Regions from separate parts of the Homo sapiens genome. Here region 2 is linked to region 1. Evidence: chromatin loops called from intact Hi-C (ENCODE). Cell type or tissue: dorsolateral prefrontal cortex. All regions are shown on one strand. Each heading gives the region's core, and the rest is flanking DNA. Links, peaks and the distances in the headings are about the cores only. Region 1 has its middle 210 kb from the start of LINC00377. Region 2 holds the start of LOC124903241 (a long non-coding RNA gene).

What was found. Hi-C counts contacts between places; a loop is a spot of excess contacts. Peaks named below come from ENCODE experiments on the same cell type or tissue, not always from the same donor. Only the 100,000 strongest peaks of a DNase experiment are listed, where the experiment ranks them.
Region 2: a loop joins it to region 1, with 5 times the contacts of the local background. A loop is called at or near these places in 2 of 110 quality-filtered maps.

The regions. Positions count from the first base shown.
Region 1 is chr13:80,804,448-80,821,045 of GRCh38, forward strand. No RefSeq gene overlaps it. Among named protein-coding and RNA genes, the nearest start is that of LINC00377, 210 kb to the right of the region's middle. In dorsolateral prefrontal cortex, for the core only: no CTCF peak of the experiment used is centred there; no DNase peak of the experiment used is centred there; H3K27ac peaks cover 2,189 bases.
Region 2 is chr13:80,887,919-80,904,516 of GRCh38, forward strand. It overlaps LOC124903241 (a long non-coding RNA gene), which reads left to right and starts at 8,343. Exons shown (of 4, transcript XR_007063927.1): 1 at 8,343-8,473; 2 at 10,741-10,832; 3 at 14,517-14,640. It also overlaps the pseudogene ARF4P4. In dorsolateral prefrontal cortex, for the core only: no CTCF peak of the experiment used is centred there; no DNase peak of the experiment used is centred there; H3K27ac peaks cover 2,455 bases.

The DNA.
Region 1 (16,598 bases), core at 4,778-12,777:
GTAGTAAACAAATTATATAACGTTGCAAAATACAAAATCAACATAATAAAAAATCAGTAATGTTTCTACACACTAATGACAAATCACTTGAAAAAAATCAAGAGAATAATCCCATTCACAATAGCTACAAAAAATTACTAAGGAGTAAATTTAAGCAGGGAGTTGAAAGACCTGTGCCTTGAGAACACCCATGAAAAAAATTGAAGAAGAAATAAATAAATGAAAAAAATTCTATGTTCATGGATCAAAAGAATTAATATTGCTAAAATGTCCATGCTTTCAAAGTGATCTACAGGTTCAATGCAATCTCTATCAAAATTCCAATGACGTTTTTCACAGAAATAGATTAAACCATTCTAAGATTTGTATGAAAACACAAAGGACCTCTAGGGGCCAAGAAAATCTTGAGTAAAATGAACAAAGTTGGAGCTATCATGCTACCCAGCTTCAGGAAGTAATACAAGCTATAGTAATCAAACCAATATAATACTGGCATAAAAGCAAAAACATAGATAAATGGAACAGACTAGAAAGCCCAGAAATAAAACCATACATTTATGGTCAATTGAGTTTTGATAAAGCTTCCAAGAACTCCCAATGGGGAAAGGACAGCCTCTTCAATAAATGTTGTTATCCACATGAAAAAAATAAAATAAATTTGGATCCTCATCTGAAGTAAGAACTGAAATTATAAAACTACTTAATGAAAACATAGAGAAAAACTTCATGGCATTGGTCTGGCAAATAATTTTTTAGATATGATCCCAGAAGTATAGACAACAAAAGCAAAAATAGACAAATGAGATTATTTCAAACTAAAAATTTTCCACACAGCCAAAGCAACAATCAATAGAGTGAATCACATTGCCTTAACCTACAAAATGGGAGAAAATATTTCTAAAGCATACATCTTATAAGGAGTTATTATTCAAAATATATAAGGAGCTCAACTTAATAAGAAAACAACCCAATTAAAAATGGGCAAATAATCTTAATAGATACTTCTCAAAAAAAGACATACGAGTGGCAAACAAGTGCTCAGTAGCACATCAGTGAAAACGTGCTCAATATCACTTATTATCAGAGAAATGCAAATTAAACCCCAATTAGGTAGCGTCTCACACCTGCTAGAATGGCTATTATTAAAAAGATGAACTATAATGTGTTGTTGAGGATGCTGAGAAACAGGAACCTTTGTACACTGTTAGTGGGAGTGTAAATTAGTACAGTCATTATGGAAAACACTATAGAGATTTTTTAAAAATTAAAAATAGAACTACCATATGATCCAACAATCTCACAACTGGGTATATATTCAAAAGACATGAAATCAGTATATCAAAGAGATGTCTGCACTCCTATGTTCACTGAAGCATTATTCACAGTTGCCAAGATTTGAAATCAATCTGAGTGTCCATCTGTTGATGAATGAATTTTTAAAATGTGCTATATATCCGTAATGGAATACTCTTCAGCCATCAAGAAAAGGAAATCTGTCATTTGCTATAATATAGATGAACCTGAGGGACATTATATTAAGTAAAATAAGGCAGGTACAGAAAGACAAATATCACAGGATCTCACTTATTATGTGGAATCCAAAAATGTTGAACTCATAGAAGTAGAGAGTAGAATGGTGGTTACCAGGGGCTGAGGTGGGGTATGTTTGAGGAGATTTGGTCAAATGATACAAGTTTTCAGTAAGATAGGAGGAATAAAATTAATAGATCTATTGTATTACATGGTGACTATAATTAATAATGAAGTATTTTGTTCTTGAAAATTGCTGAGAGTAGATTTTAAGTATTGTCCTAATAAAATGATAACTATGTGAGGTAATGTATATATTAATTAGCTTAATACAGTCATTCCATCATGTATACATATTTCACAACATCATGTTGTACATGATAAATATATACAATTTTATCAAATTTAGAAATAAATTCATTTTTTAAAAGGAATGGGAGTTTTGTCAATTCAATAATGCACATCTACTAAAAATCTGCTGGTACACTTGGTAAAATATTGAATTCTTTAAGCTCAAGGTTGATACATAAGGCAAGAATGTTCTCTCTCACAACTTCTAATCAACATTGCACTATTGCCATTGCCAGTGCAAAAATACCAGGGATTAAAGCAAAATATCATATACTTTGGAAATGAAAGGATAAAATTGCCTTTATTCACAAATGACATAGTTATCTATACAGAAAATCCTAAGGAATTTCTTACAGATCTAATAAGTGAGTGTGTAACAAGCCAGGGAATATAGGTCAAATGTAGGAAATGGAATCAAATTACCATATATTGATGATGAATAATTGGAAATTAAAATAAAAAAATTTTTAAAAATTAAAAATGGCTAACATATTGGAAGTAAGAGATGTAATCACTGAAAATTCTCATTTGAAAAGTATGTATTTCAGAAAAAATGAACCATTTACAAATGAAGACACCATAAAAATTAAAAAGTAAGAAATAAGTTAAAACTGATTTTAATATCTGATGAGATAAATATCTAGAATATATTCAGTTACACACACACACACACACACACACACGCACACACACACACAAATTAGAAGGACAAAAGCATCAAGAGAACCCAATACAAGGTTGGGCAAATGATGCAAACATACAACTCACAGCAAATGAAATAAACAAGACCAATAAACATAGTGTAAAATATCCCATACTGCTGGTAAACAGATAAATGCAAATGAAAACAATATAATACCATATTATTCTCATTAGAGAGACAAAATTTTAAAAGATCTGGCATGTATATGAAGCAACAGAAAGTCATGACTCAGGGTGATTATTGGTAGCTTGTAACTGTTGAAGATATTTACTGATAAAATTTAGCTTTCTAATTTTATGTATAAAACCCAGACTCTAAGACTCTAGCATATGTACAAAAAAGAACAAGCTGTGTGCATGATTACTCATTGAAGGATTGGTTTGGTTTTAATAATGAATGTGAAAAAGTATGATATTATACTCCAGATATCCATCAACAACAGAAAGGATAACCAAAGTGTAATAATGCAACACATTACTGTACTACAATTATAATAAATGAACAAGCAATATGTATATTAATTGGAGCAGATCTTAATGGTATAATATGTAGTGCCAAAAACAAGATGAAAAATAGTACATATAATATGACAACATTTAGATATGTTTAAAAGTATTCAGTATGCAGCTTGATATTGTTTACAGCCACATAGGTATATAGTAAAAGTATAAAAAGGACTCTTCAAAATGAGAATCATCAAATTCAGATTACTGAGTACCTCAGAGGAGAGATAGAGGGAATTAAAATTAGGGAGGAATAGGCAATTAAAAGATTATTTAAAAGCCCAAAACAAATAAACAACATATAAAGGTGTCCTGAACCTGGATTGATTCATAAAATGAAGTTTATAATATTTTTCTCTACACTTTTCACTATATTTGAACTATTTAATGATAAAATAGACCAAAGTAAGGAGAAACTGCTGTTGTCTTTATCAACAAGTTTAAGGTTGATTTTGGGACTTTATTTATTAATTATGTAATTCATAACAGTTTACAACCAAGTGAGACAGCATTGCATGGCAGTGAAACCTATTCTTGTTCAATCTATTATTTAACTGTTTTATGAAATCAGTCCCACTGAGAGTTGTCTAACTGTAAAATTATAACACTTGAGGACAAACAACTAAATGTGACTATATAAAATTTAAGTCACTTTTTGCACAGAAGCTTTTACAGCTGCCTATCTCCATGTGCACTTATTTTAAAACTCTTCGGACTAAAGTTCAGAACTTTCTGTGAGCCCGTCAACTTACTTTCTTCTGTCATTTAAGACAAGGGAACCTGGTTGCATATAAATGGCTTATTGAAAATTATTTTAATATATGTTATACAAAGCACTTTATATGTTTATGTTTTTATCTTGAGCCAAGCTTCTGTTATTTTGCTATTTCCAATGATGCAATGTATGGACATTATTAAATAAGGAAAACACTTTCATCTAAATGTAATCTTCATCATAAAATTTACTGCTGGGAAGTTCCTGTTCCAGAAACCAAAAGATAATGACTGCATGTGGAATATGCTTTTTATTTACTTTCACAATAATTTTTTAAGGTAAATCAGTTAAAAATGTAACATTCAGTTTTATCAAGATGTAAGGTTGCCGTACTAGTTTCATTTGATACCTACTGACATTACCATGCTCTTTAAAAGTTTGGACACTTTTGTTTTAGTATTCTTTTTATCTCCTTATTCTGGGACTTTTCATCTCTAAGCTGGGGATAATAATATTTCCATGATTTCAGAAAGCTTTGTAGTATTCTGATCCTCATAATTGTAATCTTCTTTATTAAAAGAAGAAATAAAACAGAAGTGTGAAAGTGTTGTCCAGGCATTCATTGAATAATTTGGGTCTTTTGGCCTTCCATTTACTAGTAACATATACATCCAAAATTGGTCTCTTAATTCAGCAAATTTTTTTTTTGTGAGAAATTTGTTCTTTCATTTTATTTTTTATTTATGATACTTTAAGTTCTGGGATACATGTGTAGAACATGCAGGTTTGTTACATAGGTATATCTGTGCCATGGTGGTTTGCTGCACCCATCAACCCGACAACTACATTAAGTATTTCTCCTAATGCTATCCCTCCTCTTGCCCCCCACCCCCCGACAGGCCCCAGAGTGTGATGTTCCCCTCCCTGTGTCCATGTGTTCTCCTTGTTCAACTCCCACCTATGAGTGAGAACATATGGTGTTTGGTTGAATGACTAAGTCTCGCTCCGTCACCCAGGCTGGAGTGCAGTGGCGTGATCTCAACTCACTGCAACCTCAGCCTCTAGGGTTCAAGCAATTCTCCTGCCTCCACCTCCTGAGTTAATTTTTGTATAAAGTGTAAGGAAGAGGCCCAGTTTCAGTTTTCTGCATATGGCTAGCCAGTTTTTCCAACGCCATTTATTAAATAGGGAATCCTTTCCCTATTGCTTGTTTTCATCAGGTTCGTCAAAGATCAGATGGCTGTAGATGTGTGGTGTTATTTCTGAGGCCTCTGTTCTGTTCCATTGGTCTATATATCTGTTTTGGTACCAGTACAATTCTGTTTTGGTTACTGTAGACTTGTAGTATAGTTTGAAGTCAGGTAGCATGATGCCTCCAGCTTTGTTCTTTTTGCTTAGGACTTTCTTGGGTATACGGGCTCTTTTTTGGTTCCGTATGAAATTTGAAGTAGTTTTTTCTAATTCTGTGAAGAAAGTCAATGGTAACTTGATGGGAATAGCATTGAATCTATAAATTACTTCGGGCAGTATGGCCATTTTCACAATATTGATTCCTCCTATCCATGAGCATGGAATGTTTTGCCATTTGTTTGTGTCCTCTCTTATTTCTTTGAGCAGCGGTTTGTAGTTCTCCTTGAAGAGGTCCTTCACATCCCTTGTAAGTTGGATTCCTAGGTATTTTATTCTCTTTGAAGCAATTGTGAATGGGAGTTCACTCACGATTTGGCTTTCTGTTTGTCTATTATTGGTGTATAGAAATGCTTGTGATTTTTTGCACATTGATTTTTTATCCTGAGACTTGCTGAAGTTGCTTATCAGCTTAAAGAGATTTTGGGTTGAGACTATGGGGTTTTCTAAATATACAATCATGTCATCTGCAAACAGCAATAATTTGACTTCCTATCTTCCTATTTGAATACCTTTTATTTCTTTCTCTTACCTAATTGTCCTGGCTAGAACTTCCAATACTATGTTGAATAGGAATGGTAAGAGAGGGCATCCTTATCTTATGCTGGTTTTCGAAGGGAGTGCTTTCAGCTTTTGCCCATTCTGTATGATATTGGCTGGGGTTTGTCATAAATAGCTCTTAATATTTTGAGATAAGTTCCATCAGTACCTAGTTTTTTGAGAGTTCTTGTCATGAAGGGGTGTTGAATTTTATCAAAGGCCTTTTCTGCATCTATTAAGATAATCATGTGGTATCTGTCATTGGTTCTGTCTATGTAATGGATTACGTTTATTGATTTGCATATGTTGAACCAGCCTTGCATTCCAGGGATGAAACAGACTTGATCATAGTGGATAAGCTTTTTAATGTGCTGCTGGATTCGGTTTGCCAGTATTTTTTTGAGGATTTTTGCATCGATGTTCGTTGATTTCAGGCCAATAGGCCTGAAATTTTGTTGTTGTTGTTGTATCTCTGCCAGGTTTAGGTATCAGGATGATGCTGGCCTCATACAATGAGTTAGGGAGGAGTCCCTCTTTTTCTATTGTTTGGAATAGTTTTAGAAGGAATGGTACCAGCTCCTCTTTGTACCTCTGGTAGCCAAATTCTGCTAGAATTTGGCTGTGAATCTGTCTGGTTCTGGGCTTTTTTTGCTTGGTAGGCTATTAATTACTGCCTCAATTTCAGAACTTGTTATTGGTCTATTCAGGGATTCGACTTCTTCCTGGTTTAGGCTTGGGAGGGTGTATGTGTCCAGGAATTTATTCATTTCTTCTAGATTTTCTACTTTATTTGTGGAGAGGTGTTTATAGTATTCTCTGACTAGGTCAGATTGATAACCCAGCCCTTTCAAAACACTGAAGCCCTAAGCAGAAAACTAAATAAAGGGATGTACTGCATCTTTATGCACTGTATTTAATGTTTACTAAACACCAATGTTTGATGTTTATTTGTCATTCTGCGTAAATCAAACAAAACATTTTTATTCTTGCTGTTGTGAACAATATGATTTTATTTTTTTTCATACTCAGAGTTGTTGATCACTTTAGTAGCTTTGTCTAGCTTAGAGCAAAATAATTTCTTGGGATGAAGTTAGGCCATTTCTGTGTTCACTTATTTATGGAGTATGTAAATATTTCCAATACATCTGAGAAAGAACAACCTATGCTATTTGCACCTTTTCTAGGGGAAACACTCCCCAGAAAACCCCTTGTTATTAAGGTAGAAATATATCCCTGTTAAGAAGTCAGATTTCACATATAATCCACAATTCTTAAGCACAAATATGTCAACTAGTCAAATACATTCAAAGGACAAACAGATAATTTTTGGAATACAGGATTGCTATGAGCCTGAAAGTTTGTGTGCTCCCAGAATTCATATATTGAAGCTTAATCACCAAGTGATGGTAATAGGAGGTGGGACCCCGTGGAGGTGATTAAGTCATGAAGGTAGAACCCATGAATGGGATTAGTGCCCTTGCAAAAGAAGTCCCAGAGAGCTGTGCTGCCTCTTCCAATATCCGAGGATGAAGCTAAAAGGCACTATCTATGAACCAGGAAATGGGCTTCCATCAGACATATAATCTGCCAGCCCCTTGGTCTCAGACTTGCCAGCCTTTAGAACTATGAGAAATACATTTCTGTTGTTTATAAGCTGACCAGTTTATGTCATTTTGTAATAGCAGCCCAAGCAAATGAAGACAGGACATGAATAGACAACATAAATGTGGGGCATGAAAAGCAATCATGTATGAAAAGACCTATTCATAAAAGATAATTGTCTTTTCAACCAGTGTTTTTCACACTTGGCTCATATTATGCAGTAAAGATACCTGAAGAGATTTTTTAAAATTCTCTGAATATGGACCTTACCTCAGATGTAGAAGATAAAAATCTCTGAAGTTGAGATAAAGATATTTGTATTTTAAAATACTGTGCCAGCTATTTTGGTGCACAGCCAAATTTGGGAACCCACTAACCAAATATATATTCTGGAATATAATCTTATTTTTGTCAAAACCATGAGAGTAAAAAACAATTCTCATCACAATTATAGAAACATTTCCTAGAAGTCAGTTGCAGTCAGCCTGTACCAAAAACATTTTGCATGAAAGTACTTGTGTATGCTGGGTTTCTAGTATACTGATGGACTCAGGTTTGAATAATTACCAAAAATAATTGCATTTCCATATGTAAAATGAATTTTTATCAGCTGCAGAAAAATAAAAGTATATCAGCAATAAATACAGAATTCTGTAACAATAATAAGCACCATCACTTATGCAGTGTTTACTTTGTGCTAACAATACACTTAAAGAACCTCAGAGGTCACAGTTGGTCATGCAGGAGATCCACAAAATCGCAAATAGGAATCTGGATTTGTCCAAATAAAATATATTATCTTGGCTATTTCTGGTTATCCACTTCATCTTTTCACCAGTCTGTTAGTGAGATGTTAGTAAACAATAGGATTATGGTGTAGAATTCTCATATATCATTTACAGTTTCTGCATATTTACACTGGTTCTGTAATGGTTTACTCATGCTTGATTAACTTAACCTTCCTATAAGTTATAAAGGACCCCAACAGGTCATTATTAAAAAGAGTTATCTAACTTAAGTGGACTTCTCTAGCATATTAGTCATGCAGAGATACCCTGATATAGAAAACCAGTTAAGAATATTCCTTACAAAACAGTTTCTGAACAGAGCCCACTATCAATTGAGTGTGCTTCATTTTATATCACTAAAGAAACCTTAGGGTTTTCTAAGGAGCAATTGCCTTTCTACCTGTCCCCTTTTGTCCTTCAGAAATCCCAAGCATCCTGAAATGGTTCTTGTTTCCTCTCATGCATAATTCTGAGAGGATTACTAATTGTCATAACCTATATATGCAATGTTTTAAAAGTATAGGTAGATGCATCTATCATTGTCATTTATTTTTTATTTTTATTTATTTATTTATTTTTTGAGACGGAGTCTCGCTCTGTCACCCAGGCTGGAGTGCAGTGGCGCAATCTCGGCTCACTGCAAGCTCCGCCTCCCGGGACTCACGCCATTCTCCTGCCTCAGCCTCCCAAGTAGCTGGGACTACAGGCGCCCGCCACCATGCCGGGCTAATTTTTTGTATTTTTAGTAGAGACGGGGTTTCACCGTGTTAGCCAGGATGGTCTCCATCTCCTGACCTCATGATCCACCCACCTCGACCTCCCAAAGTGCTGGGATTACAGGCGTGAGCCACGGCACCCGGCCCATTGTCATTTATTTTTATAATATTCCTGAAGACATAAGAAATGATAGGATGAGGATGACAATGTTGAGGATAACGATGATGATGATGATGACAACTACAAAAGAAGTAGAGAAAGAGGGAGGAAGAAGATAAGGTGATGATAGAGAAGAAAAGGAAGAGAGGAGCATAATCTTAGAATTTTTAATTGATTGGTTATTATGAACTAGGTGTAAAGCCAAGCATTTTATGTACTCTATGAAGTAGTACTGCATTACTTCCATTGCCATATGCAGAGCCAGTTATGCAAGTGGCTTTAATAACAAAACTTAAAAAAGGGATGCTAGATCTCGAACTAATGTCTGCTCAATTTTCAAAGACAACTTTACTAGAATTATATGCTTTGGGAAAAATAAATAAACAGGAGTAGAAAGCTCAATTTGAAAAAAAATATATATACTAGTCATTTCAGTCTCTGTACAAAGGAATTCGAGGTATCTGCAAATATGTTCGCTTTTCAAGATACTTAGTAGAAAAGTAAACTGATAGTGATATTTGATAAATATTCATTTAACTGCATTTTCAGAATAGTGAATATACGCCTACTTTATTAAAAATTTTATTGTGAATAAAAAGATACTAGGTTTTCTTTTATTTTGATCATGCAATATTAACTATTAATATTAAAAACAATACTTATGACACCAAGATCTCACCATGCTGTGTTAAAAGACATTATAATTTGAAGTTAAGAATTAGAACATTTTTAATATGACAGCTGGTGGAGTGATGACTATAGTTTGAAGAATAGTACTGATACTTAAAATTTAAAAAATACTATAGAACACTCATGATAAGGTTTTATGTTTGTTTATCCTTGAGGAGTTAGATCTTATTATATACTTACTAAGCATGCCTTTTTCATATTTTAAAAAATCTGTTGTTCCAAAGAGCACCTCTTTAAGACAAGAGAAACTTTTCCTTCTCAAATAGTTCTAGTACTATATCATTAAAAAGTCATTGGACTTTATGTTAAACCTTTTAATTTCTTGACTACCATTAAAAATGTATAATTGGAATTTTTTGTATTATTCTTCCCTTAGAGTCCACAGATACACATTTTGGATATGCCACCTAGAGATGATGTAAGTGTTGTCAAGTTTCCTTTCCTGGATTTTATGTTCTTCAGGATGAGAAACAGAAGTACATAATTTGGCAAAAAGAAAAGTGATTCTCCTTTTGCCTAAGAGGCAAATGTTTTAGTGATGTGCACAATGAAAACACTACAAATTCCAACTGGTATGTGATGCTGTTCTAAATGTGGGAGGTAAGAATGTCTGGGGAAAAGGAATTGTCTGTGGAGGATGGGTGGGTCTGAATGAGTAGGAGTTTGTTCCAGAAATCTAAGAAACAGATGGAGTTTGGATTTGAAGCATGACTTAGATTCAAATGTGCATCCAGAAAAATCCACTGTTCCTCTATTTTTTAATTTTCCTAGTTGAACTCCCACCTTTGATTTTTTGTGGGCTAATGTTTTTTCTGTTGCTACTGTTGAACTTTTCCTGAGCCATTTTTAAAAAATAATTATTCCTTTAATTATTTGATTACATAATTTCTTTTTCAAAATACAAGTAGAAATGGAAATGCATCCTTTTTACATGTACAGAAGAGCTATCAGACTTTGAAAGGTCCAAGTGGCACAACACTGCAGCCTGGACTAGCAGGAGAGCCTCGTTTTGCTCTGGATCTTGCAGAAAGTTGGCAGATTTTTTAGGGTCAATTTCATAAATGGGCCTGTTATAAACAGTGTACACCAAAGTGGGATAAGTGACCTTCCAAATCCAAAGAGATATATGTAGGAAAAAATTCAAATGCCACTAGCTTTTTTCACCTTGAAGTAACTAACCTACAAGTCTGAACTATTGTTCGCTAACAACTGTACAGAGATATCAGGCTCCAGGATTTATTTCTTTGTTCAGAAATGTAATTTATAAAACTCATTCATGTTAACTGGCTATTCTGATTCACCAGGCCCTTTCATCATGATATTATTGATGTAGTGTTTGATCCCTACATGCATAATAGATCCTTAGCCCTGTGTTGATTTATAATAGGAGTCAACAGCTAATTATAATAACTCTCTGATGTATACTGAGAATAACCATAATCTATACCAGCCAATAAGCAATTTAAATGAGAATGTAATAGGAATCCCAATCCTTGAAGATGTAAAAATTTAATGATAACATTATTGATTCCTTCAGGAATATAATAATTGCTCTTAGTTTACTATTTTAAAAAGCTGTGAATTGTCAGTGGTTCCTTATATCTAAATTGCTTTGACTCCCTGAATGGAAAAGGCAACATGAGAATTGTGTCAGTACTTAAAATATTTTAGACAGATTGTTTCTGACCAATATGGCCAACACATATAGCAAATGTGTAACAAATACTGGATATTTTCTACATAAGAAAAATAAATAACTGGACAAAATAAAATAAAAAGATGCTTCTTAATATATTTGATATGAGACAATAGAGTACAATCCTTGAGAGAGAGGAAACAAATGAGGCAAGCTCTGCGATTGCCTAAGTTGACTGATTTGAGAGAATTTCCAGGTAACAGAGCAAGAAGATGAAACCTAGGTAGAGCTTGTCATACTTTCCGTGTTGAGGAGACTTTGCTAGTCATCCAGGAAGAACACGACTTCTAGATTTCACAAGACAGTGTTGGAGATGAGAGTTGCAAAGGGAGACAACTCTAGAGATCTGTAGAAAGACCCTTCAAGTGTTCATCTGAGTACTGATCAATGCAAGTGTATGAAAACTAGTTGAGGCTTGGGTATGAATTACCCGAAAGGATTAGAATAAAAAATAACTTGAGGCCGGGTGTGGTGGCTCACGCCTATAATCCCAGCACTTTTGGAGGTCAAGGCGGGCAGATCATGAGGTCAGGATATCGAGATCATCCTGGCTAACACAGTGAAACCCTGTCTCTACTAAAACCACAAAAAAATTAGCCAGACGTGGTGGTGGGCACCTGTAGTCCCAGCTGCTCGGGAGGCTGAGGCAGGAGGATGGTGTGAACCTGGGAGGCGGAGCTTGCAGTGAGCCGAGATCACACCACTGCACTCCAGCCTGGGTGACAGAGTGAGACTCCGTCTCAAAAAAAAAAAAGTATCAGATTACTTCTCAGTGGCATAGATGTGTCCCATAACAAAGGTTGAGAATATAAGACTACAGAAATATCCAGCACCCAGCACTCAACAAGGTAAAATTCACAGTGTCTGTTGTCCAATGAAAAATTATCAGATATGCAAATAGGCAAGAAAATACAATCCCTAATGGGGAGAAAATTAAATCAGTTGATGCCGATACAGATGTTAGAATTGGCATAAAAGGACACTAAAACAGTTACTACAACCTTATTTCATATGCTCATAAAGCTAGATAAAAAGCTGAATATGTTAAATAATGACAAAAAAGATATAAAAATATAGTCAAACGTCTAGAGTTGAAAACTACGATGTCTGAGAGGAAAAAAGCACTGGATATTACATATTGTAGCAGATTACATATTGTAGAAAAAACCGTGAACTTAAGACATAGCAACAGAAATTACTTAAAAAACACATAGGGAAAATACTTACTTAAAAAAATAAACACAGCATCAACAAGCCTTGGGACAACTTCAAACAACCTAATTAACAATTGTAACTGGAGGCATGAAGGTTGTCAGGTAGGTGAAGGGAAGTGTTAGAAAAAATATTTGAAGATATAATATGAGAATTTCCAAATTTTCTGAACACTATAAATCATGACTGCAAAAATGTTAACAAAACAAAATTTTATACATACATTATATGTATATAAAGCACAAACAAAATTTTATACATACTTCAAATATTTATAAATTTTATATATTATATATATACACATGTATAATGTATCTTGGTGTATGTGTGTGTATACACACACACACACACACAGAGATACAGACACACACACCAAGCTACATCATAATCAAATTGGTTCAAACCAGAGGAAAAAAAACACATTATGTCTAGAACAAAGGAAAGCATGATAGCAGGTTTTTTGTGGAAACAATGCAAGCAGTAAAACAACTGAGCAACATATTTAAGTAATTGAAAGAAAAAAACTTTCTACCTAGAATTATATACCCAGCCAAAATATCTTTGACAATAAAAGTTAAAAAAAAGTTGAAATAATTTGTCACCAGCAGGCCTGAATAACAAGAAATTTTAAAGTTTCTCCATAAGATGAGAAATTTTCTTTTTATTTAAGTTAATGTAAAAAACAATTGATGACTTATTCAAGCATAATAATGTATTGTGGGGATTATAAAAATATAGAAGTAAAATATCTGACAGGAACTGTACAAAGACTGGGAGGGAAAAAAGGAAGTATATTGTTTTAAGTTACTTATATGTGGGATGAAATAATAGTGCATGAAGTCAGGTTATGAAATTTAAGGTATATAAACTCTAAAAGGACCACTAAAGAAACATGACAAACTTATAGCAAACAAAGGAAATAAATAAAGTAAAATAAAACCACAAAAAATATTAAATTAAAAAAGGTAGAAAAAGGGGGCAAAAAGGCTGAAAAAGAGGGAGAGAGGAGCAAAGAACAGGTAGAACAAATGGAAAATAAATAGAAAAATTTTAGATATAGAATCATCACATTAAATGTAAATGGAACAAAAATGTCAGATAATGCCGAAATAGATAAAATGCAAGACTCAACTATAGATGCCTACAAGAAATCTTTAAATAAGGCACACATATGTAAATAGTGAAATGATAGAAAATTATATATCATGATAACATTAATTTGAAAAAAGGTGGAGAGGCTGCATTAATATCTGACAAAGAATATTTCAGAACAAAGAATATTACTAAACATTAAAGAAGGTAACTTTATAATGATAAAGGGATCACTTAAGAGGTCATGGCAAACCTAAATGTTTATGCAACTTGTAATGGAACCTCAAAATACATGAAACCATAATTGATAGAATTTCAAGGACAAAAACAAAAATTGACCATTATAATCAGGGATATTAACACACTTATCTCAATTAAATTGAGATCTCAAAAAATTACCTGGAAAATCAGTAGCTATATATAGGACTTGAGCAGTAGTATTAAATACATTAACTTAATTGACATTAATAGAATACTCTATCAAAGAACAAGATAATACACCTTCTTTTTAAGTCATCATGGAATATAATATAATATGGGCCTTAAAAGAAATCTCAATAAATTTAAAAAGATTCAAGTCAGATAAAGTTTTTCTGACCAAAATTAAGTTGAAATGTATTAACAGATGTCTGGAAAATCCCTGGTACTTGAAAACTATATAACACACTTATAAGTAACCCGTTTGTCAAATATATTTTAAACCAAATAGAATATTTTAAAAAATCCCAGCATATGAAAATTTGTGGAATATTGCTTACTTGGTATTAGAGGGAAATTTGTAGCACTAAAGGCCTGTTTTTATGTCTACATAAGTGTCTCGAATGAATGACCACAGCTTCCACCTTAGGAATCTAGAATACAAAAACAAATGATACCTAATGTAAGAAGAAGAAAATAATGAATATTAAAGTGAAAATCAATAAAATGGAAGATGATTTAAAGATACAGAAAAATGATGAAACTAAACCAAATAGCCGTATACCTATTTGGGTATAGAGCTATTTGAATTTGCAGTTAAAACATATATATAAGAAAACTCTGAATGACTTCATTACAAGAAAAACTTAGAAAGATGTAACACCATTTCTATACAAACTTTTTCAGGAAATTGTTTAGGAAAGTATACATCCGAACTCATTCTATGAGTTCAGCAATGTCCTCTCTTAAAACCAAAGACATTACAAGAATAGAAACTGCAGACAAATATTCTTTTTAAACATAAAATTGTACAAATAAAATGTATAAATATATTAAAAAGGGACTGGGCGCGGTGGCTCCTGCCTGTAATCCCAACGCTTTTGGAGGCCAAGGCAGGTGGATCACCTGAGGTCAGGAGTTCGAGACAAGCCTGGCCAACATGGCAAAACCCCATCTCTATTAAAAATACAAAAATTAGCTGGGTGTGGTTGTGGGTGCTTGTAATCCCAGCTACTTGGGAGGCTGAGGCAGGAGAATCACTTGGACCCAGGAGGCGGAGGTTGCAGTGAGCCGAGATTGCACCACTGCACTCCAAGCCTGGGCAACAAGAGCAAAACTCCATCTCAAAAAAAAAAAAAAAAAAAAAAAAAGGGTAGTACATCATGACCAAGTAAAGTTTATCTCAGGAATGCATGAACACTTTAGCATTAAAATATCAAGTAATAATAACCACAATATGAACAAATGAAATAAAGTGACACCACATGATTTTCTGAGAGACAGAGAAAAAGCATTTGACCATATCAAATACAAATTCCTAACGTAAAACTCTCAACAAAAGTGTGAATAGAAGAGAATAATTCTCAACTTGATAAAGGGGCATCTTTGAGAAACCTACTGCTAGCCAACACCATCCTTACTAGTGAATGACTGAGTATTTTTCCCTTATTATCAAAGGAATGTCAGGATTTCTTCTTTCACTACTTCTGTTAAACACTGTACTAGCCATTCCATGAAGTAAGACAAAGAAATATCAGTTGCTTAGATTGGAAAAAATGAAATATAACTATTATTTAAGATAATTTGATCATCTATATAAAAAATTCTATGGAAGCTATGGAAAAAGATACTAGAACTAATATGTGAATTAATACATTTGCCACATGTAAAAGCAATATAAAATTTAATATTTATCTGTATACTAACAATGACCTATTCAGGAAATTAAATTAAAAATACCATTTAGAATAGCATAAAAATGTGATAAATTTGAGACAAAAATGACAAAAAATATATGAGACATATACCATGAAATCTACAAAACACTGAAAACAGAAATAAAAGATAACCTAAATGGAGAGATACATTGCGTTTATGAATTGAAAAACTCAGTATTGTTATAGTGTTAATTCTCCCCAAATGGATTTATAGATTCAGTGTGATTTCAATCAAAATTCTACTTTAAAATTAATTTGTACATTTAACATACAAGGAAGTGGAATTACCAAAATAAATTTTAAAAATAAGAAGATGGTTGGAAAATGACTACTCCTGATTCCAAAATTTATTATAAGGCTGAATTAATCAAGAGATAGATAAATATATTAATGAAATGGAGAGTCTAGGGCTAGACATATGCATACACGACAACTGATTTTCAACAAAAGTTCAAAGCTCCTTTAGTGGAGAAATGACAGTATATTTAAAGAATAATATGAAATAATTGGATAAGCATATGCAAAAAAATAAACTTAGATCTTTACTTCACACTACATAAAAGGTGTATCAAAATGAGTCATAGAATTAAGTGTATCATCTAAAATTATAAAACTTCTAGAAACAAGAATAGAGATATTTTTTGTAACTTTCATTTAATGAAAGGTGTCAGATGTGTCAACAAAAGGACATCTATTAAATAAAAAATACATGAAGCTTCATAAAAATCACAAACTTCTACTCTGAGACATATCGAGAA
Region 2 (16,598 bases), core at 5,332-13,331, 84 kb after region 1:
GGAAGTATGTTGTTTTAAATTTCTTACCCTGGGAATGAACTAGGACAGCATTACATGAGAGTAGAGTGGTAAGTTAGTGAGGTATACTATAAACCTCAAACCACCACCAAAATAACACCACAAACACCTACATCTACTAAAAGCAGCAGACATAAAGTAAAATACAGATAAAATGCAGACATCCGAGGGGCTGGTCTGCTGCGTGACTTGGCACGGCTGAAGCGCCAGTCGTCCGGCAGGACCTCACCCCACTAATTCCTGTCAAGCAGCTTCATGGACACGTTGGCCAGTGAGACGCCCCTGTTGCTCTCTTTCTTTCTGAGCTGTTTCTCTTCCCTCTGGTTCGGTTTTCTGAGAGCGTGAAAGGAGAGGGTCTGGGGACACCCCACGCCCCTTTTGTGTCTGCCCATCGCAGGTGCCACTACCACCCTGGGCCTCACCATCCCCTGTATTCCTGTCTTCAGCAAGAAGCAGATGTTAATTTTGATGGTTGGATTGGATGCTGCTGTCAAGGTGATCTCTGTATAAGGTAAAGTTAGGGGAGATGGTCACTATCATTCCTACCAATGGTTTTAACGTGAAAAGAGTAGAATACAAGAGCATATGTTTCACAGTATGAGAAGGTCAAGATAAAATTAGGCCTCCCTGGAGGCATTACTTCCAGAATACCCAGGCTCTTATTTTTGGCAGATAGCAATGATTATGAAAGAATTCAGGAGGGAGCAGAAGAGCTACAGAAAATGCTTCACAGAGATGAGCTGGGAGATACTGTGCTGTTGCTTTTTGCAAACAAACAAAATTTGCCAAATGCTATGGCCATCGGTGAAATGACAGACAAATTCAGTCTCTGTGCAACAGAACATGGTATATTCAAGCCACTTGTGCTATACAAGGCACTGTTCTGTATGAGGGACTTAACTGGCTGGCAGGTGAGCTTTCAAAACATTCAATGAAACTGGTTATCTAACCAAGGACATGTTTGATAGAATTGAAACTAGGCTTGTTACAACAAAACTAGTTTGCATCTTGGTTATTATACAATCTCTGGGACTCCTTAGGCAGACTATTACAGCATTTAAACTTGTTTTGTTGCCTTTGATTGTTTACCAGGTATGATGTTACTATTTAGCAATATGCTTGGTTTTAAAGAAATTCTCCTGGGAAAAAGTATCCTCCTTTAATTTTATAACCGTAAATTCCTTGCTATTGTGAAACCTTTAAATAAACCCATTTGAATGCTTTTTGAGCCCACACCAATTTTTTTTTCTTTTTTTTTTTTTTTGAGATGGAGCCAAGCTTGCTCTGTCACCCAGGCTGGAGTGCAATGGCACAATCTCGGCTCACTGCAACCTCTGCCTCCCACGTTCAAGCAATTCTCATGCCTCAGCCACCCAAGTAGATGGGATTACAGACTTCTGCCACCACGCCCAGCTAATTTTTTCTATTTTGTTTGTTTGTTTTAGTAGAGACGGGGTTTCGCTATGTTGGCCAGGCTGGTCTCGAACTCCTGACCGCAGGTGATCCACCTGCCTCAGGCTCCCAAAGTACTGGCATTACAGGTGTGAGTCACTGCACCCAGTCAACAAATAATGTTTTAAATTATCACCTTGCTACTTTACTGATACCTTTGTCATTCCTGAGACAGTCTGCTCATTTAAAAGTGTAGCATTTTATTGGTATTTATTTATCTCCCTTGCCAAAGAAGATTTTTTAAATACTGCTTATACCAGCCAGGAAAACGGTCCAAAACACTATTCAGTTCTCTTGCGCTGAGGAACTTATTTTTTACCTCATACTGATTCCTTACTTCCATCAGCCAAACTTACTTTGGATTCGATAGCTAATTAGTTATGTGACGATTGCAAAGAGTTCATATTGAGATGGTTTTTAATACTCAACAGATTGTGTTCCTTTATATTGTATCTTTTTAATGTTGAATGTCACTTGGTATCACTCTAACTCTTCGCTTAGTATATGATATCTCTGCTGATGTTTTATTTTTATTGGCAAATGTATTTTCATTAAGAGTTTTCAGAAAACTCATCAAATTCAATAAATAAGTTTCCTCATAACCCATTTGGAATTACTCCCAATATAATGACTAAAATATTTAAAAAATTAAAAAATAAAAATGAAATTTAGTTAAGAAAAGGAAAGTAAAAAAGAGGTAAGAGCAGACAGGACAAAGAGGAAACAACAAATGGTAGATTTAAATCCATTTCCAATACATAAAAATGTTTCTGTTATATTACTGTGTGCAAGATATTTATAAATGTCAGGTTGTGATTATAGGAGATATCTTTGTAACAATAAATTGTTCATTCTCTCCTGCCTTTTAAAGTGTCACTAAAATTATTTCTGCTTTCTTTTTCTTTTTTTTTTCAGTATGTCTTTTCTTATTCCTATATATTCAGGGTTTTTCAGAATCTCACATTCAGAGCAAATGGATACATTTTGTTTTATTGTCTGCGTTTTTTTTTTAAGTAGCTGACTGACTTTAAAATTATCATGTGTGATGTGCATTTTTTTCTAAACATTCCACATATGACATAGGTTTTCTTTTTTTTTTTTTTTTCTTAAAATTTTGGAAGTTCCACAATTTGCCCTCAAGACTGTACTATCAATCTAGTTAATTTTATACAGTATTTATTAACTCTAAATGTCAGCCCTGATAATAATAGGATTTTCTTTGGCAGATTTGTTTCTCCATTTTTTGATGAGTTTAATTTTGTTAATTTTCTCAGCATCTTCCTGTATGCCTGTAAAATAGGTATATGACAAATAGTTTTAAATTATATCTTTGAATGCTATCTATAAGAAACACAATAATAAGTATGTTTATATGTCTCATCATTTTTTAGCCATTATTCTCATATTTATTTCCATTATTAGTTCTACAGTTCAATGTATACTCAATGCTCACCACGATTTGTTTTTGTGTAATTAACCCTTTATTTTTTGGTTGTTTTTATTTTTTATCAATATTTTTTTCCATAAGGACTTATGAGAAATGTGTTCTTCCCTATAACTCAAAGTTAAAAACAAAAACAAAAACAAAAAGCCAACTACTAACACTAATAAAAAGTGGGTTAATGACTTGAATAGAATTTTCTTCAAACAAGACACACAAATGGCCATCAGGCATCACTAATCACGAGGGAAATGCAAATCAAAACCATCAAGTGATATCACCTTAAAGCTGTTAGTATGACTGTTATAAAAAAAAAAAAAAGACAAGTGTTGACCAGGAGGTGTAAAAATTGGAACACTTGGACACTGTTAGTAGAAATGAAAAATGGTACAGCCACTATGGAAAACAGTATGAGGATTCTTAAAAAACTAAAACTGCAATGTGATTCAGTAATCCTACTTTTGGATATTTATGCAAAAGAATTGAAATCAGGAACTTGAAGAGATATTAGCATTACTTTAACAGTTAATCGCAGCACTATTCACAATATCCAAAATGTGAGAAAAATGTTAAGTGTCCATGAATAGATGAATGGATTTAAAATTTTTTTATATACATACAATAAAATACTATAGTTTAAACAAGGGGAATTCTTCGATATGCAACAACTTGGATGAACTTTGAGGACGTTATGCTAAATGAAATAAGCCAATCACAGACAGGTAAATACTGCATGATTCTACTTATATGAGGTATCTAATATAGTCAAATTCATAGAAAGAAAGAATGGAATAGTCATTACAGGGGACTGGGGAGGGGGATGTTATTAATCAGTGGGCATAAAGTTTCTGTCAAGCAAAGGTTTAAAACACCTATTTAACTTTTCTGGGAACTGAATCAGACCCCCGATTCTTCCTGAGGAGTGCATAGCTGAAGAATCTGTTTTCTCTTCCCCCCATACTTATTTGAGCACGGAATAGGAGATGGCTTTTTTATTAAGCTCACTAATGGGTTTGTATTAGAAATTCTCATCAATCTGAAGTTCTGAGAGCTTCTGATGGGCTCTGATGAGCAAATTCTCATCTTCTTTCCCCTCTGTCTTCCCTACTCTGTTCTTCAGCGACCCTGGCATTTTCTCATCTTCTCACTCTCCAAACACTCTTCTTGCTGAGAGCCTTCTCAGTTGTTGTTATGTAACCATAGAACAACTGTGCTAAAGCCCTATCCCTTACAGTAGAAAAGGAGAAGGTTGTGATACAGACACAAAGAGGCATAACTATTTAAGAAGTATTGCTGTTTTTATGCTAAGCTAAAATATCTATGAAGGTATAATAGAGAGGAAGACAGATGGAGCAATGATCCATAAGAAACGGAAGAATGTAGGACAAACAGTGCCAGTGGGTGACTTTGCATTGAGCCACAAGATGGACACAATCTTTAAAACTAGAGGATCAGAAGTTGGCATGGATGTTTCATGGGGAAAGAAGGGGGAGATAGGAAATTTTTTAAAAATTGTCTCCCCAAATTTTCTCTGTGAATTCTTAGACAAAGTCATCTTTTGAGAATAACCAGAATGAAAGTTAATTTTGTTAGATTATAGATGTTTTCTGAGAGAGATGGTAGGAAATTGAATATATATATGTGAGTGTGTGTGTGTATGCATATAATACATAGTTATATAAACATATACATATGTGATTTTACTTATAACCAGGGCTGAAACAGTCACAATATGGCATTGACCTAATTTAGAGAGATTTCTAAACTAATATAGCTAATACAGTGATTCTAAGAATAAATTCGTTGGAAAAAAATTCCAACAGCCTGTTAACTATTGGCTTGTTAATTTTAAGAACAGGTATCATGAAAAATAGTGATTTTCATACAAACCATTTGTATGGCCTTACAAAGACATCCCTGCTCATAAGATTATTTTCTCAGGATGAATTTGAAATCCATATAACATATAAACTGGAACATACATCAAAGAATCATGTACATGAGTTTGAAACATTTTATAAGTGAACTTTGCATACCTTCAAAATCTTAAAAAGAAGAAAACTTTCATTTTTTTTTCAGCAGGCCATTTGTGAAATTTAGCATAAAATTCTGTCTAGTAAAGTTATATAATTTCTCCCTGAAAACCTTTCTTTCAAGTCATTGGATAATTCAAAGCTGTATGGGATAAAAAGAAATGGTTTTTCCACAGTGCATAAGATTGTAACCATATGCACCCAATAGTCCAATTTCTACTATTGGTTATATTATGTAAAAATAAATGACAGAATCTCTGCATGGAAAGCCAATATTACAGGGAAGTAAGTGATACAGTGAAAATAACCAGAGTGTTGTCTGTTAACTGTAACTGGAGTGTATTTGCACTGCAGTTTCTGGAATTAGACTGTTTAATGTATGTTAAGCAAAATAAAAGAAAATTCAAACATACTGAATAAAGTCAATAACTAAAAATATGTGCTATTTACATGTTTCAAACTTTTTATTTGCTTGCTTTTTGTCTTGTTTTGTTTTGTGGTATAAGTATTATTTTAGGAGAGATGAAGTAGGAACATGATTGATAATTAATATTCATTAGGGAAATTTTGTGATCGGGAGTGAAGTTTTACGATTCCTTCCTCCCTTCAGCCATTTATGTAAGTAAAGCAGTTTCATGCATTGAGACTTCCCATAAGATTAATTTTGATAAGAGAGTTTTCTAATACAAAGTTTCAAAACTGCTGGGCACTGTCAGAAAAGAACACCCTTTCCACAATTCTGGTTTTCTTGAGAAGATATTTTCCCTAAACATACTGCTATCATTGCCCTAACCCTGTGTCTAAGATGGAGTTATTCAGTTGATCAGTTAGTTGATTGATGAATGCCACATATTGGTCTACAAGTCTCAATGAGATGAAGTGAAGCTCTCAAAAGTCCACTGCATGATATTTGATAGCTTTAATGCTTCTTTCTCTGTTCATTCTAAACATCAAAATAAGCATGTTAAATCTGAAGACAAAATTTCCTGTGTTTGGTTACCCCAAATTTCAGTCTAGGGGTAGTCTCCTTAGCATAAGAGTAGGTTATCTGACTCTTATAACAAGTTATGTAACCACATTTTATCTGTATAATAGGATATTTTTGGCTTTCAGTTTTGTTTTATTTTTGGCTTTCATCTTTGTTTTATTTCTTAAATTGATCAGAATCTGGTCTGAGAATTAGGTTGATGGCTGCCTCTGACATTTCAATTGATTAGGTGATCTTTAAGGGCTTTCTCCTCTATGAGAGGGGAATAAAATTTACTGCCGATTAGTGAGTGATTACTAGGTATCATGCATTATTTTGTGTAATTTTCACACACCTTCACATCTTCTCTTTTAACTCCTCTACAATCTGATGTGGTTACTATTCTTATGCTTATTCTACTGATGAGGAAACATAGACAGAAGGATTTACTTACTTGCCAAAGGACATAGCTTGTAAGTGGTAGAGTCCAACACAAATTCAGTGCAGTCGGAATTTAAAGGCAATTCCTTTAAAAGATATTTATATCGCATTTAACATGAAACATATGACAACATGTCCTGACTAAATTAACATGTGATGTTTGTATTAAGTGAAAAATATAAAATTTAAAAAAGGAAATAAACACAGGCACCCATAATTTAATCATCTTCTATCTGATTGACTCCCCCACCCCTTTTAGTCTTCTTTTCCTCATCAAGTTAATGCTGATAGACTTGTTTGTCCCTCCATAACTTTCCTCTTGATCTGACAAACATAGGAATTCACATATATAGATGACTTGGGCTTTTTTATTTGTATATTCATAACCAAAATCTACAAATTACTATAACACTTCTTATTTTTTACATAACTGTATATTATACATCAAATTCTAATTTAAAATTAATTTATTCATGTTTATTATTTTACATCAATTAGATCCACCCCCTCTTCTTTTTATATGACTGCATACAGCAACCTCAGTGTGTACACACATAATGGAGTAAAGTCTGGGTGTACTTAAATACTTTTTTAAATGCTTATATATTTCTATAAAATATGTAGATTTATAACTTGAGTTTAGATAAATCCACTTTTAAGAATTCAGCCTTACAAAGGGTTTCATTTACTACTTCTATTTTGTCTTGCAGAGCATTTCTTATTATTTAAAAGGATTTTTAAGGATTTTCTTTGCTTCATGAACAGATGGGCAACATCACATGAGAACCACCCACGTCAAAGTTTTATACTTAATGCATTTTATGGCAGGTTTTCCATTTGCAGGCTCACAGTTTGTAAATTCATACCACTAAAAATATTGTGCAACATGCATCTCATGACATTATTTCTTTTGTTGATTATGGTATTGTAGGGGCAGAAAAGGAGTGATCTTTTTCTTCTTCATAAGAGCAATGGCCAACACCTCTATAACAAAAGACATGTTAGAGAAAAACTTAGCACATTTATTTGATTATAGTTTTCTGTGACATGAGAGCCTCCAGAATGAAGACCCAGAGATACAGGGGAAGATATCCAATTTTATGCTTTGGTTCAATGAAGCAGGGACAGCCATGTACAAGTGTGATTGAACAGAAAAGGACAGGAGCTAGCAGTGATAGACTCAAGAATTCTAGCAGGGCCTGTTTGTTCAGGTTCTTCTTGGCCTCTCTGTACAGAATTTCTTCCTCCCACGTATGGGGTAGGACTCCTCTGAAATGAGGGTCTTAATTTCTTTATGGCCAGCTGTTCCACAGAAATGTGGGGAAAATTCAGAGTAATATTTTTAGGCTTGATAGCTGACTTTAGGGAAAAATGATTTTAGTTTCTATGACTTGCCTCAGGCATGGATGAGGGGTAAGAGACAGGAGACAGGAGGGCAGGAGAAGGTCAGAGAGAAACTGCTTTTGATGCCTTCATTTTGGGGTATTATTTTCAGAGCCCCAGTAGTATCATTTACATTCTTTTCATGGGTTTCTTTGGTCTTTATTCTTCTGTTTTTTTCATTAACTGTCACATTACATAAACTATTTATACACATACACACGGATGTTCCATATGAGTCTGAAATAAAAATGCATAATAGTTACAAAACAATTTAAAGATAAGTTAGATGGTCAAATAGTAGAATGATTAATGAATTTGTAGGACTATTCAGTTTTTCTTTTTCATTTCATTTTTAAAGTTGTACTTGCCTAGCAATTTATTTCAAATTTGTTGGCATATGTTTATTTATATTATCTCATTATCCTTTAAATGCCTGAATAATATTGATATTAGTTATTTGTAACTTGTATCTCTGTTTTAAAAAGTTTATCTATATGTCTTGCCACAGATTTATTACTTTTATCATTATGTTCTAAGAAACAGTTTTTGCCATCTTGATTCTCTTTGTTTACTTTTTTTTCTTAATGTTTCTTTTTTTTATTTTTAGTTTTTGGAGACAGGGTCTCACCTTGTTGCCCAGGATGGAGTGCAGTGGCATGATCTCAGCTCCCTGCAACCTCTGCCTCCCTGGCTCAAGCCATCCTCCCACATCAAGCTACTGAGTAGCTGAGACTACAGGTGCGTGCCTCCAGGCCTAGCTAATTTTTGTATTTTTTATTGAGATGGGGTTTCACCATGTTGCCCATGAAAGGTGAAGCCAGCTGGACTTCCTGGGTCAAGTGGGGAATTTTTCTGTCTAGCTAGAGGATTGTAAACACACCAATCAGTGCTCTGTGTCTGGCTAAAGGATTGTAAGTGGACCAATCAGCACTCTGTAAAAGGGACCAATCAGCAATCTGTAAAATGGACCAATTAGCAGGATGTGGGCGGGGACAAATAAGGGAATAAAAGCTGGCCACCCTAGCCAGCAGTGGAAACCCACTTGGGTTTCTCTTGAACTTTCTAGCTAATCGAGGGTACAAGGCGTCTAGGTTGAAGGCCCAGCTTTGCCTACAGCAGGTCAAATATCTAGGCCTAATCTTAGCCACAGGGACCAGGGCCCTCAGCAAGGAATGAATACAGTCTATACTAGCTTATCCTCACCCTAAGACATTAAAACAGTTGCGGGAGTTCCTTGGAATCACGGGCTTTTGCCGACTATGAATCCCCAGGTACAGCAAGATGGCCAGACCACTCTATGCTCTAATCAAGGAGACCCAAAGGGGAAATATTCATCTAGTAGAATGGGAACCAGAGGCAGAAACAGCCTTCAAAACCTTAAAGCAGGCCCTAGTATGAGCTCCAGCTTTAATCCTTGCCACAGGACAAAAATTCTCTTTATACGTCACAGAGAGAGCACAGAGATAGCTCTTGGAGTCCTTACTCAGACTCGTGGGACAACCCCACAACCATTGGCATACCTAAGTAAGGAAATTGTTGTAGTAGCAAAAGGCTGGCCTCACTGTTTACGGGTAGCTGCAGCGGTGGCCGTCTTAGTGTCAGAGCTATCAAAATAATACAAGGAAAGGATCTCACTGTCTGGACTACTTATGATGTAAATCACATATTAGGTGCCAAAGGAAGTTTATAGCTATCAGACAACCACCTACTTAGATACCAGGCTCTACTCCTTGAGGGACCGGTGCTTCAAATACATATGTGTGTGGCTCTCAACCCTGCCACTTTTCTCCCAGAGGAGGGGGAACCAATCAAGCATGACTGCCAACAAATTATAGTCCAGACTTATGCCGCCCGAGATGATCTCTTAGAAGTCCCCTTAGCTAATCCTGATCTTAACCTATGTACCGATGGAAGTTCATTTGTGGAGAATGGGATACAAAAGGCAGGTTATGCCATAGTTAGTGATGTAACTATACTTGAAAGTAAGCCTCTTCCCCCAGGAACCAGTGCCCGGTTAGCAGAACTAGTGGCACTTACCGGAGCCTTAGAACTGGGAAAGGGAAACAGAATAAATGTGTATACAGATAGCAAGTATGCTTATCTAATCCTACATGCCCATGCTGCAATATGGAGAAAAAGGGAGTTCCTAATCTCTGGGGGAACCCCCAGTAAATACCACAAGGAAATCATGGAGTTATTGCATGCAGTGCAAAAGCCCAAGGAGGTGGCAGTCTTACACTGCCGAAGCCATCAAAAAGGGGAAGGAGAGGGGAGAACAGCAGCGTAAGTGGCTGGCAGAGACAGGGGAAGACCAGCAGAAGGGAAAGACAGAAAGAAAGTCAGAGAGAGAGAGGGGAAGAAACAGAGACAAAGAGGGAGTCAGAGAGAGAGAGAGAAAGAGACAGACAAAGAAGGAGTCAGAAGGAGAGAAAGAGAGAGACAAAGAAGAAGTCAAAGAGAAAGAAAGAGAGATGGAAGTAGTAAAGAAAAAACAGTGTACCCTATTCCTTTAAAAGCTGGGGTAAATTTAAAACCTATAACTGATAATTGAAGATCTTCTCTGTGACCCTGTAACACTCCAATACCACCTCGTTGTTGCCTTCCATTTCCAGAGTTTTTGTTTCAATATGTCTAGAGTCAGGCCTGAGAATTTTCATACCTAATAAGTTAGGGTACTGCTGGTTCAAAGATTACACTTAGAGAAGAATTGCTCCAAAGTAGGCTTTCCCTTGGTGTGGGCAGATGACTGCTGGGAATCCTGGGACTACCCTATTTTTTGGTATCTGGATCATACGCCCAGCCCAAACTAATCATTAAAGCCTGGATGTTCCAGATGGTCAGGCCTGGGTCATATGCTCAGCCCTGTATCTGGAGACAAGGTCACATGGACTGAAGAAAGCAAGGACCCACAAAGGATATTTTGGATACTATTACAGAAGAAGGCTGGGGGGCAGCGCTGGGCAAGCACAAACATCACATATTCACCAATGTCCTCTAATTCACAGCTCGACTCTGATTTGAAGAGTAGGATGGTTAAGGACATCAGAAAGAATTTCACAGAGAAAAGGGTCGAAACAGAGCATGCAAAACCACAAAGGTAAAAATAATCAAGGTGGGGTGTGAGATATGTTGTTCCAAAGTAATTTATTATCTATTTAAAAAGGAAAGAAATTGTGCCATTTCTGACAACATGAATTAATCTGGAGGACATTCTGCTAAGTGAAATAAGCCAGGCACAGAGAGACAAATACTGCGTGGCTTCCCTTATACATGGAATCTAAAGTAATGAAACACATATAAGCAGAGAGTAGAATGGTGATTACAAGGGGCTGGAAGGAAGGAGAAATGGGGGTGTGGGTGAAAAGGTACAAAGTTTCAGTTGTGTAAAATAAACATCTGGAGATCTACTGTACAACACAGATTACATGCCTGGTTATTAGCAATATTATAATTAATAATACTGTATTAAATGCTTTAAAATGTGCTAAGAGGATAGATCTTATGTCAAGTGCTCATACTCCAAAAAGAAAAATAAATAAATTTATTTTTAGAAACAGCAATAAATGGGGCTGGGAGAAATTTTTGAGGATACTGGGTAAGATTACAGTATTGATAACAATGATGGTCTGATGGCTTCACAGGTATACACCTATCTCCAAACACATCATGTTGTGTATACTAAATATTTACAGCCTTAGTACGTCAATCATACCTTAACAAAGCAGCTAAAACTTTATTATTGAAGTGGGGAAGCTTTTAGGAATTAAAGAGAGCATCATTAACAACAACGTCAGGACAATAAGTGAAACCAGGAACCGTTCTGTACAAACCAGAACTTATGGTTATTTCAATCATGGATTTTGGGAGAGTGGAGAAAAATAAAACTAAAAATGTCTGCTGGAACCTGTTCAAAAAGAAAACAATGTCTTGCTGAGTGTTTTGGAATTTGTGTTCTGGACAAAGCATTTTCATCATCATACCTATCTTAGACATAGGGTTAGTGAAGTGAGAGAATTACTGCTCATAGACATGTCAGAGTGGGCATTGATGCAACCTAAAGGACATCTATGTTTAACCACTTAGATGACTTTGACACTTGACTTCAGCCTTTAAGCTTCTCTGATTTATATTTTAAATATAAATGTCTTAGAGTCAGAGACTGTCAATGGCATTTGATGGGCCATTTTGGGACATTTTGATTATTTATAGTTTTTTGATAATTAATTTGCATAAACATTTATTTTTATCAGCATATTTAATTAGTTTGACCACAACCTGAATCCTGAGGAACAAAGTAAACAAATTTTAAATCCTTTAGATGACTTACCTGAGCTCAGTTTCCATCATGCCAAAATCTGTTTGTCCTCTGGGCCCTATGGCCATTATATATACAGCTGCTTATACCCTAGACAGCATTTTAAAGCTATTTTCATTTAGTAGTATATGATACTAAGTGCACTCATGTTAATATATATTATCACAAAATTTATTGTTATTACTAAATATATATATTATATATATATGTACTAAGTATGTGTGTATATACATATATATATATATATATCCCTGTCAATAATAACTTTAAGTGACCGGAAACTTCACTGAAATGCAGCGTTTTGACTTCAAAATGTAATGGTATCAATCATAACTTGGAAGAGTATGAACATTTTCAAAACACTTCAATGTACAAAAAACCACAGTGACTGAGAGGAAACTGCTGCTATTTATTTGCAAATTACTTGCTGAAAATGTAGTTTAGTATCAACGTGTTGCCCAGCTATAGAAGGGCAGCATTCACTTTGTGTTCTATGTGAGTAGAAACCGCACAGTTGTACAACATGGTTGATCCTCAGTTACATTCAAAATTTCCCAAAAGGTATAGCTCTTTATTGCAGATGCTGAGTTATTTTTGGTTTTTACATTTTATTAGTCACTGTTACAACAAAATTTTCTTTATAAAGCTTTTTACAAATCTAGGAAATACATCTTCCTTGGCAGAAATGATTTCTGCTAGTCTAAGTGGAGCCTGCTCCAAGAACCCTGGATGTTGATCTGAATTATTTCATAAGCATCCTTTCCAGAAACACATTGACAAAAGTCCCAGAATGCCTGGATGGCTCTGAGAGCACACCCTCCCCATGAGACTGTGATAAAGTTACTCATTTTTAGAGCATTAACTTAAGAAGTTATAGGAAAAGATGTTTTTTTCTTTGGACTCACAGTTAGCTATAACATAACAGCAATAGATAGAAAGCTCCCATTTGCTGGAGGAGTGTCCCACCAGCCAAAAAAACAAAAACAAAAACAAAAAGTATGTGGAGGAAAAAAAAATACAAAACAATACAAATACAACATACTAAAGCACACTTGAATTTTGAGCTTGGGAAAACTTAGTGTCCAAACACAGGTAAAAGGGTTTCCAAATAAACTGACCATCTGAGGGATATTTTCCACAAATTTTAGTGTTATTGGAAATGGATAATTTGAGAACAAGCGGGGAAAACAAAGGAATAATTCTTTAAGCAGGCATGTTCTCCTGTAATCTTGCCCTTGTGAAAAACTGCCCGCAAGCATACTTAAGGGCTTATTGTTCTGTTTTCTGTGTGTGTGAGGTATGATCATGCATCTGGGGAATTAGTTATAGAATGGAAAACGTTCCCTGGCCTGAGACTACAGACAGAGCTGTTCCGGCGTTGCTTTGGCTTAGTGACAACATGTTAAAATTCCTCTTAGTGCAGCCATGGTGGAGTCTCAATTTTTCTCAAACAACAAGATAAAAATTATTCTAGTTTGCAGACCTTGCTTGATCGATTTTATGTTTGACCAAGAAATCACAAAAGCAACTTGTATATTCAATTACATAATAATTTTTAAACATTATTTGTAAATTTATTTATTTGCCTCTACATGCCATTCAATATCTAGCTAAGCAAACAAGTAAAACACATGTGAATATTTGTATCACTGTCCAAAAGACATAGATGAGCAGCAAGGAAATAAATGCCATGACCTTTTACTTGGCTACAGGTTTGTTGATTGCGGACAGATGTTTAATAGGTTTTCATTTTCTTTCCATTTTTTTTAAATTGTACTATGTCTCAATTATTTGGAGATGATTTATCCAGTTGTCAACACCTTTAATCTAATTTCCTAAAGCTTGGTGTAGATTGTTACTGGGTGGTGTTACTGGGTGGTACGTAGAAAAGCATGAGGAAGTTTCAGCATAAATCTGCTAGTTTTCTATTGATACTACTTCAGTAAGTTTAGTGGAAGAGAAAAATATGCATGTACTGAAACATTTATGAAAATGGTACATTGTAATATGTCTTAAGAGTGAATTGATTTTTTGTAACTGTTACAGTTTCTAAAATGCTCAACAGATCCTATTTTGTTTTATTTAGACATGCTTTTCAAAAATTGCTTAGATAAAATATTAATTTTCATCAGGTTTGTCAAAAACAGCTCACTTTCTTCTACTTGGAATGCTGCTTGCTTGGTTTCTGGAAAATATAAATATATTTCTTGAGATATGCTAATTTAAATAAAATTAAATAAAAAATGCAAATTTAATTTTTAAAAAATTTTAAATACTTTTTAAAAATAGAAAAAAGAATTGAAAATAATTTTATCATGTCAACCTCATCCTTTTGCATTTCGCGTCAGACATATTAACGTAGTGTGATGCCTGGAACATTTTAAGAATACTTTGGAATTAAAAAATTTATTTGCTAGGAAAATTTATTTTTTACTTACTTACTTATTTCTTTATTTTTTGAGACAGAGTCTCAGTCTTTTGCCCTCACCCAGGCAGGAGTGCAGTGGTGCAATCTTGGCTCTCTGCAGCCTCCACCTCCTGGGCTCAAGCGATCCTCCAATCTCCACCTCCCGAGTAGCCGGGACTACAGGTATGCGCCACCAGGCCCAGCTAATTTTCTTGTGTGTGTGCATGTGTGTGTGTATATGTGTGTATGTGTGTGTAAGTGGGATTTCGCCATGTTGCCCAGGCTGGTCTTGAAGTCATGGGCTCACGTGATCCACTGTCTCAGCCTCCTAATATACTGGGATTACAGGCATGAGCCATCGCACCGGGTTGGAAAATTTAAATTTCCATAGCGTTTACAGAAACTTAGGAAACAAGAGAACTCTAATTTTCTAAAATCGAGAGCTAACTTGAAAGCAAAGAGGAAACAATTTATTGTTTGCCAAAGTTGTAATAATGTTTGACTGTGGTATGATTAACAGAATTGAGTAATGAATTAGTTTATGTTAGATGATTTGACGTAATTATTTAACCTGCTGTTTTATTGGTTTGTTTTATTTTACATAATATGACGATTAAAACTGTGATTTGACAGTATCTTTTAAAATTTATGTATTTGGTTAACCACTAGTTTGTATCTTAATCTAAAAAACCCTGTATTGATGTTTTCTTTGGTCATAAATTCTTCTTAATTTATTATATTACTAAATTTGAAATATTGACATTAAATTTCGTCAGCTGAAACATTAAGGAGATAATTTTTTTCTCTCTCTCGGTAGCTTTTGAAGGTGGGGAAATTGTATGAAACCAGTCTCTGTGATAGATTTATTATCAACCTTTACTTCTCTTGTTTGGATATATAATAGATATTTTCTTAAAATAATATGCATGTAAAATACAGCACATTTTTAATAGAAACACGTCTTCTAATATTTACATTGTGTTACAAATTATGTTAAGCTGTAACATCTCTCTTATTTCTTTTTTCTTTTTCTCTTCTTTTTTCTTTAGGCTTGCTCTCCTTTTTTAAATTGTACATGTAATATTAACTGTAGGGGGTTTTGAAAAAGTCAGGTGATATTGAACAATTTCACTATTAAAAACAAGAAAGAAACCCTGGATGCTTCTCAGTCTTTGGTAACAGAAAAACTTGCAGCATTTTTATTTTTTAGGGGAAGAGTCATAAACTCTGTTTTGTAGGTAACCTGGAAAAGGGTGTTTTTATCAGATAAATGGTCAAGACAGGGATATGAAGTCACTGACATCAATGCCTATTTGCATTATTTTTATGAAAAAAATGTTGTTGATACCAAAATTGGCACATAATCCAAAAAAAACAAGCAATTCAATATTTTGATGTGTGCTACAAAAGTGATGAATAATTTGGGTTTGTCCACATTACCAAAATAATAATAAATCCTTCAAAAATATTAGTGTATTAGATATCTTTCTGGGTTTTGAGATTTTGTTTCCTTTTAGTGCACTAGCAATCATGTAGATTTATTCATTTACATTTGTGTTTACCTATAAGACTTCTATATAGTATTGTTTGTAGTAAAGTATATTTAGCCCCTTTTTTTCTTACAAATATTGAGCAACAGCAAATTCTTTTAAGTGTGTGCATTTTTTAGGTATAAAGCCATGATTAATGTCTTTCTCTAACTTGTCTGAATTTTGTGCAAAATCCAAATATATATCTGGATTTCACAATAGCACTGCTTTTACCTCATTCTGTCAGGTCAAACCTTGTACAAACTGACTCCTTTCCTTAGCTTCAAAATATTAAAACTCAAATGACTCTGGATAGTACTATAGGTCATTTACTAATTATATATACAAACATAGTGATTATTTTTTAAAGCAGAACTTCTATGAGCTTCTGTTTCTGGTTGAGAATTAAATCTGTTTATCATTTGATATTGCAAAGTCAGAAATGATGTTATATCATTTTTAATTTAGCCTATCTCATTAGATGTAAAAATGTCTTTAACATTTGTTAATCTAATTATCTGCTTTGTCAAAATATGTAGTGGTCAGTAAACTTTTTTGTGTAGTTTTTGGTGATGTTACTTCCTACCTCCCTCATTGTGTTTACAATAAATA